2 separate regions of the Homo sapiens genome follow, and region 1 is linked to region 2. Evidence: read pairs that join two places in POLR2A ChIA-PET (ENCODE). Cell type or tissue: OCI-LY7. All regions are shown on one strand. Links, peaks and the distances in the headings refer to the core of each region. The heading gives the core; the rest is flanking DNA. Region 1 overlaps NMNAT1 (nicotinamide nucleotide adenylyltransferase 1). Region 2 has its middle 5.0 kb from the start of CLSTN1.

Region 1 (2,910 bases), core at 221-2,720, 130 kb after region 2:
GAGCATCCTGAAATATGCGATAGGGAAAGCCAAACAGAATTACTATTGTTTTCGAAAAGTTGATTTTTAAAAAACTGACTTTTTAGCCAGGAGTGATGGCGTGTGCTTGTAGTACTAGCTACTTGGCAGGCTGAGGTGGGAGGATCTCTTGAGCCTGGGATTTGAAGGCTGCAGTGAGCAATGATTGTGCCACTGTACTGCAGCCTAGGCAACAGAGCGATACCCTATCTCTAAAAAAAACAAAAACAAAAACAAAAAAACCCTGGCTTAATGTTATGTTAATATTTACATCTCAGTGTTTTTAAAACATAAAGATCAGTTATTTTGGCCAGGTGTGGTGGCTCATGCCTCTAATCCCAGCACCGTGGGAGGCCAAGGTGGGAGGATCACTTGAGGCCAGGAGTTTGACACCAGCCTGGGCAACACAGCGAGACCCCATCTCTACCAAAAATAATAATAATAATAAAGATCAGTAACTACCCAGGCCAAAACGCAGTGGCTCAATTTCAGCCTCCCGAGTGGCTGGGACTACAGCCACGTGCCACTGTACCCAGCCCAAGATTAGTAATTTTAAAATTAAAAGTAAATTTTAAGCCTCAAGACTGCCAGAGAAAGAAATGAACTCCTTATTGTCACAGTGAGCTGAGGAGGGACACTTACAGCCTGAGCTGGTGAGTTCTCAGCAGCCAGCAGTGCAAGCGATAGGCCGTGTGGGCCAAACAAAAGTGAATCATGGTGACACTGGGCCCAGAGCACCTGGAGCAAGACAAGGAGGACCCAGGTCAGTCCCGTTAGAGTTTCCAAACTGCTGCACCCATTCATCAATCGGCCACAGCCCCCCTATACGCATGCGCATGTGCCCTGCAATGATATGGAGGAAGTACTCTTCAGGAAAGGGACAGACCCTAGTTCTTTAAAACCCACTTTTGGCAGCAATAGGAGCTCACTGTAACCTTAACTCTTGTGTGGCTCTGAAGGTTTAGAGTCTGGTGTGAGCTCGAGTTGGCTTTGTTAACAGTTAGTGGAACTGTGAGCTGGATATTTGAGACAAGTTATAGATGTAACAAGGGAGAAAGACAGCTTCCTTTATGCTGAGAGATCAGCTTCCTCCAGCCCTTCCACATCCCTTGGGCATCACCTGGAAACCTAAGCTTATCCCCAAGTGTAGGGCTAAAAGCTGTTTGTTCCATCCTTCCCTGAAGTCTGCTTCAGAACTGCAGCAGCTCCCTTGAGGACCCACACCTCTCGAACTCAGCCTTACCCTTCTTCCATCTCTCTCTTGGGAATAGTAACTGAAACCTGAGATGGGCGGGGTTGTCTGACGCCAGCTGTCTGTCTGGTGCCAGCTGAACCCAGCCCCTCCACCAGTCTTTGAGAGCATGCTCAGTGGCTGGTGGATACCCTGATTTCTCTGTAGGCCTCAGGGTACTATGGGCATGTCGCATTCATCACCCCCTCCCATAATACCACTGGTAGTTTTTATGGGTATCGAGGGCCTGGGGTAGGGATAAAGGGTATGGGTACAAGCCCCAAGTGAATCATGGTATGATACTTTTGATGGTAACTGAAAGGTAAGACATTTAAATCATTCTTAGTGATGAACTCATTTTTTTCTAATGCCCTAGTGACTACTACTGAACCTTCTCCGTTATTCCCTAAGAACAGTTAGCAGTGTCCCTGTGATCCCACCACTGTGCCTTCTTTCGAGAAGGCCCCAAGTATATATATATTTTTTGAGACGGAGTTTTGCTCTTGTTGCCCAGGTTGGAGTGCAATGGCATGATCTCGGCTCGCCGCAACCTCCACCTCCCAGGTTCAAGTAGTTCTGCCTCAGCCTCCCAAGTAGCTGGGATTATGGGCATGTGCCACCATACCTGGCTAATTTTGTATTTTTAGTAGAGACGGGGTTTCTCCATGTTGGTCAGGCTAGTCTCGAACTCCCAACCACAGGTGATCCACCTGCCTCGCCCTCCCAAAATGCTGGGATTACAGGCATGACCTACCGCGCCCGGACCCCAAGTATCTTTCTTACTTCCATTTCCACTGACTATTTGTGGCTGCTTTTCCTATCTTGTTTCATCCCGTCCAATGAATTCCAAATCATCACTGTCATCAGTAACATCACTTTCCTCAAAAATAACAGCTGCCGCCGGGCGCGGTGGCTCACGCCTATAATCCCAGCACTTTTGGAGGCTGAGGCAGGCGGATCACGAGGTCAGGAGATTGAGACCATCCTGGCTAACATGGTGAAACCCCGTCTCTACTAAAAATACAAAAAATTAGCCCGGCGTAGTGGTGGGCGCCTGCAGTCCCAGCTACTTGGGAGGCTGAGGCAGGAGAATGGCGTGAACCCGGGAGGCGGAGCTTGCAGTGAGCCGAGATCGCGCCACTGCACTCCAGCCTGGGCGACAGAGCGAGACTCCGTCTGAAAAAAAAAAAAAAATAACAGCTACCATTCATTTTAACACTGTGCCAGGCAATATGCTAAGCCCCTTGCCATGTTTATCCTCAGAATTAATCCTCAAAGTAACTGAGATTGGCCTTCTCATTATCTCCATTTTACAGATAAAGAACCTAAAAACAGAGTTAAGAGATCAAATCAAGATCACACAACCAAATAAGGGTTTTTTTTTTTTTTTTTTTTTTGAGACGGAGTCTTGCTCTGTAGCCCAGGCTGGAGTGCAGTGGCGCGATCTCGGCTCACTGCAAGCTCCGCCTCCCGGGTTCACGCCATTCTCCCGCCTCAGCCTCCCGAGTAGCTGGGACTACAGGTGCCTGCCAACACACCCGGCTAATTTTTTGTATTTTTAGTAGAGACAGGGTTTCACCGTTTTAGCCAGGATGGTCTCGATCTCCTGACCTCGTGATCCGCCCGTCTCGGCCTCCCAAAGTGCTGGGATTACAGGTGTG
Region 2 (2,910 bases), core at 218-2,717:
ATACCAAATTTGCTCCAGAGTACATTGCTAGAAAGTTGGATCCCTGAGATTCAATTTCATGTCCATCTGAACCCAAAACGGTGACTTAGCCTCAGTGTGAAATTACCCCACAGATACCAAAATAACCCCTGCACAGGATTCCACAGCTTGGAGTCAGCCTGCTCCCCAACAGTGAGAAGGTGGGGCTTCGAGCAAGCCCTGGCTTTGCCACCTCCGACTGTTGAGGCCGATCTCAAGCCTGGACTTCCTCACCGGGGACATGAGTTCCCCGGCCCGGAGTTGCGGTGAGGATGAAATGAGATCACATGCAGGAAAGCTCTTAGGCAGCAATGCGGAGCCGCGGAGCCATTCTCAGGCGGGCGTGTTACTACTGTTTTGCACAGTGTGGGCTTGGCGGGTGTTTGTGGAGCGGAGCCGGAGGCAGGTAAGCAGTTATTATAGCCGCTTTCCTAATAATGTGCTCGGGAACAAACCCACTTGAAAGCGGCAGCAGGAGAAGGTTATGAGAATCTTGATGAAAGCAGCTGATTAGAAACTCCTGGAAGTTCTTTACTGAAAGAACCGCAGCACCCAGAACCACCACCAGGGTCCCCCTCAGAACCCCAGAAATTACAAGGTGTGGCCTCATCTCTGTGTTCTCGTGTGCCGGCCAGGTCATTTCGTTGCTGTTAAAAGGGATAATTAACGAGAAGGAAAATGATGCTGTGCTTAGGAGCAAGGACTCTGGTTGGACAGAATGGTGCAAATCCATTTCTGTCCACTTCCTTCCTTTTGGTAAAATTTCAATTTAATTTTGCTTTATAGTATATTAAATATTTGGCTGGGTGCGGTGGCTCACGCCTGTAATCCCAGCACTTTGGGAGGCCAAGGCGGGCAGATCATTTGAGGTCTGGAGTTTGAGACCAGCCTGGCCAATACTGCAAAACCCAGTCTCTACTAAAAATACAAAAAAAAAAAAAAAAAAGGCCAAAGTGGGCAGATCACCAGAGGTCAGGAGTGTGAGACCAGCGTGGCCAACTTGGCAAAACTCCAAGTTTAGTCTCTACTAAAAATACAAAAATTAACTGGATGTGGTGGCGGGCACCTGTAGTCCCAGCTACTACTCGGGAGGCTGAGGCAGGAGACTCACTTGAACCCAGGGAGGCAGAGGTTGCAGTGAGCCAAGATCGCACCACTGCACTCCATCCTGGGCAACAGAGCGAGACTCCATCTCAAAAAAAAAAAAAAAAAATTAGCCCAGCAGGTGCCTGTAATCCGAGCTACTCGGGAGCTGAGGCAGGAGGATCGCTTGAACCCAGGAGGCAGAGGTTACGGTGAGCCAACTGCACTCCAGCCTGGGTGACAGAGTGAGACTCTGTCTAAAAAAAAAAAAAAATTTTTTTTAAAATAGGGGCCGGGTGTGGTGGCTCACGCCTGTAATCCCAGCACTTTGGGATGCCAAGGTGGGTGGATCACAAGGTCAGGAGATCGAGACCATCCTGGCTAACACGGTGAAACCCCATCTCTACTAAAAATACAAAAAATTAGCCGGGTGTGGTGGCGGGCGCCTGTAGTCCCAGCTACTTGGGAGGCTGAGGCAGGAGAATGTCGTGAACCTGGGAGGCAGAGCTTGCAGTGAGCCAAGATCGCACCACTGCACTCCAGCCTGGGCAACAGAGCAAGACTCTGTCTCAAAAAATAAAATTATATATATATATTTCCATGGCTCCAAAGTCATATCTAGAAAGCAGGGTGTTCAGAGAAGTCTAGATCTATTCCTGTTTCCTCCTCCCTATATCCTCCTTCCTTTATAGGTTACCATTTCTTCTATTTTTAGTTTATATTTCCATTGTGTTTCTTTTTTTTAAGTACAAGCAAATAGTTGTATATATGTCTTTCCCTTTTCTTAGCTAAAAGGCAGCAAATCATACCTGCTACTCTGTATCTTGCCTTTTTTACTTCATAAAACATCCTGGAGATCATACCATTGCAGTATGTAGTACAAACAGTCTTTTTTTAAAAAAAAAAAAAAAAAAAAAACAGGGTCTTGTTCTGTCACCCAGGCTGGAGTACAGTGGTGATCATTGATCATAGCTCACTGCAGCCTCAAACTCCTGGACTCAAGCGATCCTCCTGCCTCAGCCTCCTGACTCACTGGGACTTCAGGTGTGCAACCCCCACACCCGGCTCAGCATTTGTTTTCCTAGCTTCGTAGTGCTGTCCCGCGTGGACTTAGCAGAGTTTATTTAATCAGTGCCCCTTATTGAGGAATATTTTTCCCCTGTTGATGGGTCGTTTCCAATTTTTTGTTTTTATGGAATGCTGCAGTGAAGCCTTTTTTTTTTTTTTTTTTTTTTTGAGACGCAGTCTCGCTCTGTTGGCCATGCTGGAGTGCAGCGGCGTGATCTTGGCTCACTGCAACCTCTGCCTCCCGGGTTCAAGTGAGCGATTCTCTTGCCTCAGCCTCCCGAGTAGCTGGGACTACAGGCACGCGCCACCACACCCAGCTAATTTTTGTATTTTTAGTAGAGACGGGGTTTCACCATGTTGGCCAGGTTGATCTCAAACTCTTGACTTCGTGATCCGCCCGCCTCAGCCTCCCAAAGTGCTGGGATCACAGGTGTGAGCCACCGCGCCCGGCCTGCAGTGAAGCCTTTTTGTACCTTTTGCCATTTTTGCCTCTTTCTACCTGTGTGACCTTGGGTAAGGCCCTTCACCTCTCCAATCTCAGCATCTCCATCTGTAAAACAGAGACAAGCCCTCCCCACTGGGTGGTTGTGAGGAACAGATGAGGTGATGTGCAAAAAGCAGAGCACAGGGCCCATTCCTAGAAGCAGGTGTTAACCAGCACCTGCTGTTACTAGCACCCATTATTGTTCATGGCTAGGAGCCTTAAGCTACTGTGGCAGTGGCAGCAACCCTAACTTAAGA

The links. ChIA-PET counts read pairs that join two places held together with the same protein. Peaks named below come from ENCODE experiments on the same cell type or tissue, not always from the same donor. Only the 100,000 strongest peaks of a DNase experiment are listed, where the experiment ranks them.
Region 1: POLR2A ChIA-PET joins it to region 2 with 5 read pairs; 2 of 35 experiments call an interaction of 5 or more read pairs at or near these places.

Annotation. Positions count from the first base shown.
Region 1 is chr1:9,960,054-9,962,963 of GRCh38, forward strand. All of the region lies in intron 1 of NMNAT1 (nicotinamide nucleotide adenylyltransferase 1), which reads left to right. It also overlaps the pseudogene TMEM274P. Among named protein-coding and RNA genes, the nearest start is that of MIR5697, 5.9 kb to the right of the region's middle. In OCI-LY7, for the core only: no CTCF peak of the experiment used is centred there; DNase peaks (open chromatin) are centred at 858 and 1,318; H3K4me3 peaks cover 675 bases; H3K27ac peaks cover 507 bases.
Region 2 is chr1:9,827,484-9,830,393 of GRCh38, forward strand. No RefSeq gene overlaps it. Among named protein-coding and RNA genes, the nearest start is that of CLSTN1, 5.0 kb to the left of the region's middle. In OCI-LY7, for the core only: no CTCF peak of the experiment used is centred there; no DNase peak of the experiment used is centred there.